2 separate regions of the Homo sapiens genome follow, and region 1 is linked to region 2. Evidence: chromatin loops called from intact Hi-C (ENCODE). Cell type or tissue: ovary. All regions are shown on one strand. Each heading gives the region's core, and the rest is flanking DNA. Links, peaks and the distances in the headings are about the cores only. Region 1 overlaps ARHGDIB (Rho GDP dissociation inhibitor beta). Region 2 has its middle 6.5 kb from the start of MGP.

Region 1 (5,385 bases), core at 134-5,133, 63 kb after region 2:
GAGAGAAAGAGAAAGAGAGCGAGAGAGGGATTAGGTATAGGACAAGATTTGCCACCTTCTAACAGTATGACCATTGGCATGTCCATTTATCTAACATATAGGTCTTGATCTTCTCATCAGTAAATCTGAGGCTTATGTTCTACATTTTCTCGATTCATTGCAAACAGATATAACAATTGTTTCATAAAAAGAGACACAAATTTACCTAGACATTAAAGAGTGGAGGATACTGTGGGATTTCTGTACAAAATTTTGTTGCAGTCAAAAGGGGGAAATTCAGGGCCACATTAAAATCATTTGGTTTAATTATAGCATAAGAAAAAGAGATATGAGACCAGGTGATCCCAAACTAGCTCATTCTAGAAAGCTGATTAGAAAGAGTAATAATACAACAAATAAAGGACTGGAAGAGCAGTTCTCAGAGAAAGCCTTTTAAAGTAAAATTAGGGTCATGATTATTTGGTGAGCACCCACTGTTTACAAGACACTGTACTTCAGCCATACTGATGTTTAAATTACTCTTCAGAGTAGAGAAGAGGCTGGAAGTTGGGCAATCTAACTATACCAAAAGGGCCCACCTGGTTTGGTTGATTTCTTATTTTTTTTGGAGATTACAGGTCTCTTTTTTAAAAATCTGATAAACATTATGGTAATTATCTCAAGGAAAAAAAAAACAGATAAACCCATGACATTGTGCATATGATCCAGGGGTTTGTGGACCCCTGAAGTCCTTTATAGACTTATTTGGGTTCAAGATCTCCAGATTAGGAACATAACCTCAAAACTATGGAAGCATGAAGCAGAGAGTGGAGTGTTACAGAGGAAGGTTGCTTTTTTGCTTTTGCTTGCTCTCTCTCTCTCTCTCTCTCTTTCTCTTTCTCTCTCTTTCTCTCTTTCTCCCTTTCTTTCTTTGTCTCTCTCTCTCCCTTCTTTCTTTCTCTCTCTCTCTCCCTTCTTTCCTTCCTTCCTTCCTTCCTTTCTTCTTTCCTTCCTTCCTTCCTTCCTTTCTTCTTTCCTTCTTTTTTTGAGGCATAGTTTTACTCTGTCACCCAGGCTGGAGTACAGTGGCTCTATCTTGGCTCACTACAACCTCTGCCTCCTGGACTCAAGCAATTGTCTTGCCTCAGCCTTCTGAGTAGCTGGGACTACGGGCACATGCCACCTGCCTGGCTAATTTTTTGTAGTTATGGTTGAGATAGGGTTTCCCCATTTTGCCCAGGCTGGTCTTGAACACCTGAGCTCAAGAGATCCACCCGCCTTGGCCTCCCAAAGTGCTGGGATTACAGGTGCCTGGGCAGAAGCTTGCTTTTTCCTGGAGCTCCACCAGATCATTGACACAACTTAGTCTCAAGCTGAGAGTCATGTCCACCTGCTCAAAGTGTTGAATATATTGAAGCAGAAGATATCAGGTGACACCTGTGTCTGAGGGCGCATGACCACAAAGCCTGGCAGAGAAGCCCAGGTGCACATGGGTGCAGGAAGTAGACCCTTAGGAGAATTCCGTGGTCATTCCGTTTGATTTTGGATAATGCTCTCTTCATTGAACTAGGCCTTGTTATGCATGCCTGGGTTTGGGTTCTGGCTTTCCTACTAACTAGCTTTTCCCCTGTTAACTGAATGTTGCAACCACTGCGGATCTGAGTTTCCTCATCTTGGGGGATGAGGGATTAGAGCACATCATCTTTAGATGATTACTTTTCTAAGGCCTCCGCATATTTCTCCTGACCTGCAGTCATGGGTCAGCTAAGTTACCATTCAGTTACCTTATTTCACCTGTGAATATGAGAGAATATCTGTCTGTGTTTTGTTATTTAAAATGTATGTGAATCCCCATGCTAAGTGAGTAGACATTAGCTGCTCTTGGCACAGAAACAAAAAAAGGGTAACTACGTGAGATGATGGATATGTTGATTTGCTTCACTAACATTTTTACTATCGATGTGTGTCCCTAAACATTATGTTGTATACCTTAAATATATGCAATAAAATTCATCTTTAAAAGGAAATTTAAAAATTAAAAAATAAAATGTATGTGAATCCCCAACAGATGCTGCATATTTTATTTTATTTTATTTTACTTATTTTTCTCCCAGACATAAAATTATTTTTCTTTCACTGAACAGGTCTTTGCATAATAAAGGGTACCATAATAGTAATAGCAAATTGTTACTGAACACTTGTGAGCCAAAAACTCAGTTAGTACGGGATAAGTGCTTGGCATGCATTATTTCATTCAGTCATCGCAATGTTGTGAGGTAGGCACAATTACATTTTACAAGTGCAAAAACTAAGACATAGAAGAAAATATTAAATATTTCAATTACACAAGCATTTAAAATTCCTTTCCTAATATCACCCTATAGACAGTGAAAAGAGTAATGGTCTGGATTCTAAAAATGAGACATTCGCAATGCATGTATTAACAAGAGATTGATATCGGGAATACATAAATACCTCCTATGAATCAATTTCTTAAAAAGTATTTATTGTATATATTTAAGATGTAAAATATGTCTGGGATACATAGATAGTGAAAAGGTTACTATAGTCAAGCAAATTAACATATCCATCATCTCACCCACTTTTTTTTGTGTGTGGCAAGAGCACCTAAAATCTACTCTTCAGCAAAACTCAAGTACAATACAATATTATTAAGCATTGTACTGCATTTTTAACGTTATTTCTGGGTAACCTCAGTTTCTCCCGAAGCCCCAGCCATAAATGGCATATACAGTTTGACAATGATTTCTCAAATTATCTGTGTGCATATTTAACCACAAACAACAATTTTCTCTTTTTATCCTCCTATTTTATGGATGTGTGTTGAAATGAGAATAGGAATTTTATGAAAATTCTACAGACTGTTTTCCAATCCCATCATCTAAAGGACAACTGATTTTCCTATTGATAATATTGATATTATTAATACAAATTATAATAGTTATCACATGTAGTGCTAAGTGCTTTCTAGAGGATTATCTCATTTAGTTCTTACAGTAACTTTGTTGGCATCATCATTCTCTTTTCCAGACCAGGAAACTAAAGTTCACGTTAAGTAACTTGCCTAAGAAGACATACCACGTGGTAGGCAGAATTAATGTCTGCGCCCAGGTTGTCTGACTTTTAGGCACTATGCTTTATTGCTTCAGTCATCTTTAAGAAGTTATAATAAAATTAGAGTTTGTTAGTCATCTTGGGAATCTACCTGGAGGTGCACAAGCAGAGGTAAATGCTTCTTTGCAAGCTCTGCAGAGACAGCTTTAACAAAGCAGGGAAGTGTCAGATAACGATGTTTCAGCGCAACTCGGTTCCTGCGTTACCTCCTGCAAGTTGCTTAACCTCACTGGGCCCCAGTTTCATCCTCTGCAAAAAGAAGCCGTGGCATGAGAGGATCTCTGAGGCCCCTTCTTAATTTAATGACTCAAATGCTCCCTAATTTAAAGAAGCTTGTGAAATGAGAAAAGAAAAGAGGAAGTAAAAGGGAGATTGGGGAGGACTCAGCCCATCAGCATAGAATCTTCTGGATGGGCTTTCCTCACCTTCCTCAGCTGCTCATCCCCTATTCTACAAAGGGCAGAGCTGAGTTTTGCTTATTTTTGACTTTGGTCCTTTGCACAGGAAAAATGAAATGGAGAATGAACAGTTATATGTTTAACCAGGTTAATGTGGACCCCATTTATTAGGCCCCAAAGCACATATCATTTTTTCACACAGGCTTGCTACTCTAGTTTTCTGTATTTTCTGCTTCACAGATGCGCATACAGATTAACTTTCACATTGGAGGCCTCACATCCTCATGTTTGCTACTCAGCAAAGCACTGGCAAGCATTAGATGTGCTGAGATGGGGACTTAATCTTCTCAGGCTCAATTAAAATGTCGAATTAAATTAGGATGGTTACTCACAGCATGCATATGACATAGCACACATCAATGTTTTTGCTTGCAAATTCAGTGAAATTTCCAAGACTTTGAAAGTGAATTACACTTAAAAATTTACACCCATGTCAGGATAGAGCATCATCTGTTTCATTAATGCAGCTCTAAATGAACTGAGGACAAGAAAAGGTAGAACTCCTGAGTTTAGATTAAACAAATTACCTGGGTAATTCAGAGAAAGGTGACTTTCATGTCTCATAGAACATAGATTGAGTCAGATGGACCAGGGATTCAAAACCAGGCTCTGCATTATGACAGGACTCAATCAAGTTGCTAATTTCACTGAGCCTCAGTTTTATCACCACTAAAATGGGGATATTCTTTTTTACGGGGTTGAAAGATTGGAGAAAACACATGAAAAATTATAGGACTATACTGGTCAAGAATAGATGTTCCGTGAATATTTGTTCCCTTCCTCTTCTTCCTTCCCTGCCCCAGTGTGGTCTGCTTTGTTGCAAAGCTTCACTGAAGCTAGGTAACTGTTTCCACACCAAATACTTTCCCCTGGATGGGAGCTATGTCCCCACTCCTTCCTCCTTAAAAATAGATTTTTGTCTTTGAGGAGTATTAAAGAGATAAGAAGTTCTGGGGAATTGAAAGGATTGTTTAAAAACTGAATCAACCTTAAAATGAGACTATATTATATTTCTTTTAAAAACTTTCATGTAAACAATTTAATTTTAGGTTTTATTTATTGCTCCCTGTCTTCATTGAAGCCAGAGGTCACTCTGCGAATGATGAGAAATGTCAGTGAACACAGGCACAGCTAATGAAGAGAATTCCCTCTGGCTCTGGAGCAAAATACCACAGAGACTTAACTCACGGCCCAAAGCTGGATCTGCAAAATTGTGCTGGATTATGCATCTAGACACACAGGCCATGGATATTAATGTATTAGGTAGAAGAGATAGCGATGAGAGAGAGAGAAGGAAGAGGGGAAAGAGGGAGAGAGAAAGAGGAGAGAGAGAGGAGGGAGAAGGGAGAAAGAGAGAGAGGGAAGAGAGAGAGAAAAGTGGAAATACCAGAAGTAGGGGATTTCTATCAGAGAAGTTCCTATGTGAGCATCAGCATTCTCTGTAACTCCTGCTACCTCCACTTTCCCTGCTGACTAGGATATGTCTGACTTCCCCCAAATCGGGCTGTGGGTCTAGTGCAGGTCTGGAGAGTCAGGCCATCTCTAAAACACTGTTGACATTTCAGAGCTAGTCAAGGATTTGAATGTGCTGTGCTGCTTGCCTGGCAATTTGGTGTATTACGGGATTGCAAATTTGTCTCTCAGGACACCAGAAGCCTTCTTGGTTCGGGATTCCACCCTCTCCCCACCGCCCCTGTCCCTGGTGACATGGAGGAATCCATACTCCCCACTTTGCGGTGCTGCTTTCTACCACCTCAGCCCCATGAAGGACTACGAAAACTTCAAAACTGGATGAGAAAAACCAAAGACAAGA
Region 2 (5,385 bases), core at 213-5,212:
TACCCTTGCCATTAAAGGAAAAACGCAAATGAAAGAAGAGTTAGGAAGAAGCAGCCCTGAAGACAAAAACAGAAATCACTCTCTAGGACATCAAAGAACAATGAACTAGGAGACAGAAGCCCAGCCAATGTCGTGGGACAGTGCCATGCTCTTAGTTCTTTTCTTTTAAGGGAAGCCCCTTGAGAGGATTCTGTGTGTCAGATTCTTTAACTGACATAACTTCCTAGGCACAGATAGAATCCTTCTTTCCTTTCCTTAATTTGTCTTAGTTGAACTAAGTAAGAATAAATGTTTGTCAAACTCAGGCATGGGAGGAGCATCTGGGGACTCATGGGCTGAAACTTCCAGGGAAAGTTGGAGGTGCCTGATTATTAAACAAAATAAAGGTGGAGAAGTCTGAGAGGTGGAGAGCTTTTGGCTGGGAATGGCTGGGATTTTTCTTTTCCTCCCCTATCGATTATTTCCTCCACCCTTCTTAAGAAAAGCTTCAATTTTTAAATAAGATAGCAAATATCAAATAAAAATTATACATCTATCCAAGCGCTATTATCATATGTCAAATGCTTGCTATATATTAGATGCTCTGATAGTCACTCTTTATTTTTTATTTACTTCTCTTAATAATCCTATAAGCTAAGTATAATGACCCACATCTCATATATAAGAAAATGGAAGCTCAAAGAGGTAAAATAGTTTATCCAAGATCACACAACAACTAAATGGCAAAGACAGGATTAAAACGCAGGACTGTTTGATGTCAAATCGTGTGTTTTTAATAATGATACAACCATGTGAGATCCCTCCAGGTTCTGACACCTGCTTAAATAATTTTGTGATTGCGTCTTACAGGGTTCCTTGAATTTCAAATTTCATAGCTAGAGACAAAATTACACAAAATTAAGATATACACATTTAAAATGATAATTGTCTCAAAATCCTTTAAAATAGTGCAATACAAATTAAAGGTCTACATACACTTAAGCCCAGTGAGTTAAATGACTTATAAAAATGGAGAGAGGGATAGTTTTAATATTGGATCCTAAGTCCCCTGTTTCTCTCTCCAGTACACTGCACACTAAACATCTGCCCAAACAAGCTCCAACTCAAATATGGTACTTTCCAAAACCTTTCAGCTTCCTTCAGGAATCACCAAGTCTCATCCAGTCTGTGAACGCCGATGTTTGCTGTCATCTGACACTTGCTCTGGTTTGGTGTATCTGACATATTAAGAATGTCGTCTCCCAGTGCACAAGGCCAATTTCTATAGTTACTTAGACCACCGCCCCCGTCCCCACCCCCAGAAAACTGGAAATCTCAGCTTAATTTATAGAATGCTCTGTCAACTCAAAGCAAAATAGAGAGCAGGTTCTATGTCTCCTGTCTTGACTAAAGATGAAGATGTCTTGACTAAAGGCTGGCTATTTACTCATTAGACTCTGGCTGCCTTTTCTGGATGAGGTGCAATCAAGACAAAGTCCGAGGAATTTCTCCTGCAGTACCATGGTCTCAGCTGGAAAAGAAGGCACCCTTTTATATCTATTCTGCTGTCATCCCACACTTTGGGATATCCTCGTAATCTCCTTTCATTATTCCAAATCACCAAAGTAAAAACACTCCTTTTTATATTCAAGACATTTACAACCCCAAGAAATGGAGCCAAGTAACTTGCAAGAATTGCAGGGGTTATTGGTGACTGGCAGAAACAGGATCCTAAAGGTAGGATTGGTGAGGAGAGGGGATACAAGAACAATGACATGATGTCTCTAGGAGTGAGATGGAAGCAGAGTGGGATTATATTTACCACTTGTGAAGACATGAAGGGAGTAGGGAGAAAGATAGCTTAATTCACCAAATCACAGTACCCAAGAACTTGATAGCACTGGTATGAGTTAAAAGAAGTAGTTTTAGGGAAGATAGAAGTAAAGCTTTAAACAACAGAGAATAATTTTTAAAAGTTAAGTAAACATAACATTCGTTACCAAATGAAGTTAAAACTAGTCGATGATAACTTTTAAAGTTGACATGAGAAATGAAAATATGCTGTCTTTGCAATCCTTCAGTCAGAGGTATGCATCTGAATGGACCCCATGTCTAACCTAAGGGTGCTTCCTTGAAATGGAAATTTAAATCTTTTTTAGGGTGATTTTAAGTTTAGGTAATAAATTAACTAGAAGAATATCTGGTAGTTGCATGAGTCAAATCTACCATGTTCCTTCCATATTCCAGCCCGTACCCATTTCATCTGTTCTGTCGCTCTCTCAAAACAATAACAACAACAAAAAAGCAGATGGTGGAGGGGAGTGAGCATTCCCGAGCTGCACTTCATCTAGATATTCTCTCCATACTTTTGGTAGCTACTCTAACAAACAATCGTTACAAAACCTTGATAGGACTCTAAAGACAGGCTCTGTAGAAGCTGGCCAAAGGATGTAGTTTTTAGGATAAGAAAGCCTGGATTTGACTTCTAGCTCTGCTGCTTTTCCTTTTCTTTTTTTTTTTTTAAATTTTGAGATCGAGTCTTGCTCTGTCGCCAAGGCTGGAGTGCAGTGGCACAATCTCAGCTCCTTGCAACCTCTACCTCCCAGGTTCAAGTGATTCTCCTGCTTCAGCCTGCTGAGTAGCTGGGACTACAGGCTCATGCCACCATGCCCAGCTAATTTTTTTTTATTTTTAGTAGAGACGGGGTTTCACCACGTTGGCCAGGCTGGTCTCAAACTCCTGGCCTCAAGTGATCTGCCTGCCTCGGCCTCCCAAAATGCTGGGATTACAGATGTGAGCCACTGTGCATGGCCTCTACTGCTTACTCTGTGTGTGGCATTTGATACGCTGTTTAAGCTCCTGAGCCTCAGTGACACAGGTAGGGATTATAAGTGTCTGCAACATACTAGATGCTCACTAAGTGTTAGAGGACTCTAACTCAGAGGACCATTAGATGAATTAAATAAGGCAATACCTGCCGAGCTCCTAGCTTAATGGCCTACATACTTTTAATGCTGTGGAGTACATGCACACACAATATTATTTCAAAAAATAGGTTCAACTCCACTGGTCTAGTGTTACTTCCACTTCTTCCCAATAACGAGGGAATAGATTGTTGAAAACCAAAGCAGAGGAGAGAATGCAAAACATGGAAGGGATTGACTCAGCAAGGCCTTGTCCAGTGGGAACTGTGGAACTGGCTGATGCTCAGTGTAGTTCTGACACTGCCACCCAATGGCTGCGTTACTGTTGAGCAAGCCATTTGCCTTTTTAAACAGAAGAGCTGGAATAGACCTGTACAATTTTGTGCTTCTAAATTATTTCATCCTTGAAATGAATAAACACGATAGAGAAATTATATAATTCAGTGTTTGAAGGAACACTTTGTTCTTAATGCAATTTTGCAAGAGTTTCTAGGGCTGATTGGTGTTTGGATGTCCATCCCTCAGCCAACAAACCACTAGCAAGATGCCTTTTAAAAGCTTCATTCAAATAACTGCCTGCCAATAGGCCATGTCTGCTGTTGTTTCCCAGTTGTAGTCAAATAACTTGATTCATTCGAGTTGGATGCTGATACACTTTGAAATCCTTAGGAGAAGAAAGTCAATCTTTTCAGCCAGGATTTGGTCAGTGAGAGAAAGCCCTCCTCCTCGTGGAAGGGATCAGCAACTGAGCAACTCCTCTTTGTCCCATCGCCTAGTCATTACAAACCATGGAAATGGGATGAAATTCAGAAAAGGAAGTTTAGACAGGACGCAGAGGAAAAATGTCCAGGTTAACATGAGAGAGAGAACATCACAGGGAATGCCTTTGCTGATCAATCTAAGAAGAGAACAGGCTGTCAAATAAGTGATTGTTTCCACATCTGATTTCTCCCTGATGGAAAAAAATGCAGTGAAATGTTGGCTGGGCTGACTGTGGAAATCTATTTCAACCCCGCCTGCTGGTGTTTGTTTAAGCGGTCCTGTAACCAGAGTTTGTCTGAATCTCAGGGGCCTTGCTCTGACTCCAATTCTTCTAATTTATCACTCTCTGTGTTTCCTGTTTTCTCATAATCCCATGCTAATTTTTTTCATGCCTTTTATGGAATTTTGAAAGAGACTTTTATTTTGTTGAGAGGATAAAAGGGGTTTTCACTGGGGTTCTTTGTCTTTTGGTAAACCATAAACCAGTGGGAAAAAGAATAGAATCAAAAGGAAGAGACAATAAGCTGAAGGGAACAAGATGTAATTTTTGGTCTTACTCTGTTTTGGGATAGCAATAGGAGGGCAGGGGAATGGATATGGGCTGGGGTGAGGGACTAGGAAGGATGAGAGTCTGATACGAACGCTCGTTTGTCTTGCTCCTCTACCAGACAGCAAGTTCTTTGAGCTTAGCCTCTGGCTCTTAGTCATCTTTTATTAATACACACAACAGCTTCTCATTGCTTACAGAATTAAGCTGACATCCTTCTCAAATTCACATGCATCCTAAATTCTCTGGTGCCATAATGAGAGAGTGGAAAAGAACATGTGAATCCCACTCCATTTGTCACTGAATGATCCCTACTGTCTCTCAAATCCTCATTTTCGTCATCTAATAAAATATGGGCAATAATGGAAAGTAGCTTATAGAGTTGTAGTGAGGATTAAATGAGATAATTCATGTGAGGGCCTGGCTGGCCCAGTGGTGGCATATAGTAAATATTCCATGAAAGTAGCTATTATTATTATTATCACAGTGTCTAACTAATTACGTGACCCTCAATAAGTCATTTTTTCACTGTAACGTGAGTGATAATTCTTTTGTAAATTGTTGTAAAGATTTAATGAGGAAATCTTTGCAAAATACCCAGCAGGTGTCTGTGATGTAGTAGGTGCTTATTAATTGTTACTTCCCAGTTGTCTTTCCCATTCATTTCTTTCACTGTTTCCCTTCATGTAACCAATTCTAAAGCCAAACTGAGCAACTTGTTCCTGACGCACCCTTCAGTGTTTGCTATCACACATTTGCTCATTTTATAGTATCCTCTTTTTCTGCCTCTCTGTCTCTGTCTATACCAACTTTCCGTTGGGTATCTTTTAAGGCTTAGCTCAAATACCACCTGTTACATGATGTCTTACTTAAGCTTCTCAACCAGGTGTAATTTCTCCTCCCTTCAAAAACTCCCTTAGCACTGTTTTTTGGTTTGTTTGTTTGTTTGTTTGTTTGTTTTGAGACGGAGTTTTGCTCTGTCTCCCAGGCTGGAGTGCAATGGCGCAATCTTGGCTCATTGCAATCTCCACCTCCCAGGTTCAAGTGATTCTCTTGCCTCAGCCTCCTGAGTAGCTGGAATTACAGACATGTGCCACCACGCCCAGCTAATTTTGTATTTTTAGTAGAGATGATCACCATCTTGATCAGGCTGGTCTCGAACTCCTGACCTCA

What was found. A loop is a pair of places that touch in the nucleus more often than their neighbours do. Peaks named below come from ENCODE experiments on the same cell type or tissue, not always from the same donor. Only the 100,000 strongest peaks of a DNase experiment are listed, where the experiment ranks them.
Region 1: a loop joins it to region 2, with 2.0 times the contacts of the local background. A loop is called at or near these places in 32 of 110 quality-filtered maps.

The regions. Positions count from the first base shown.
Region 1 is chr12:14,952,971-14,958,355 of GRCh38, forward strand. All of the region lies in intron 1 of ARHGDIB (Rho GDP dissociation inhibitor beta), which reads right to left. Among named protein-coding and RNA genes, the nearest start is that of ARHGDIB, 5.9 kb to the right of the region's middle. RefSeq lists an enhancer at 3,196-3,365. In ovary, for the core only: no CTCF peak of the experiment used is centred there; no DNase peak of the experiment used is centred there.
Region 2 is chr12:14,889,710-14,895,094 of GRCh38, forward strand. No RefSeq gene overlaps it. Among named protein-coding and RNA genes, the nearest start is that of MGP, 6.5 kb to the left of the region's middle. In ovary, for the core only: CTCF peaks have their summits at 3,208 (motif pointing left), 3,485 and 3,739; a DNase peak (open chromatin) is centred at 3,192; H3K27ac peaks cover 2,542 bases.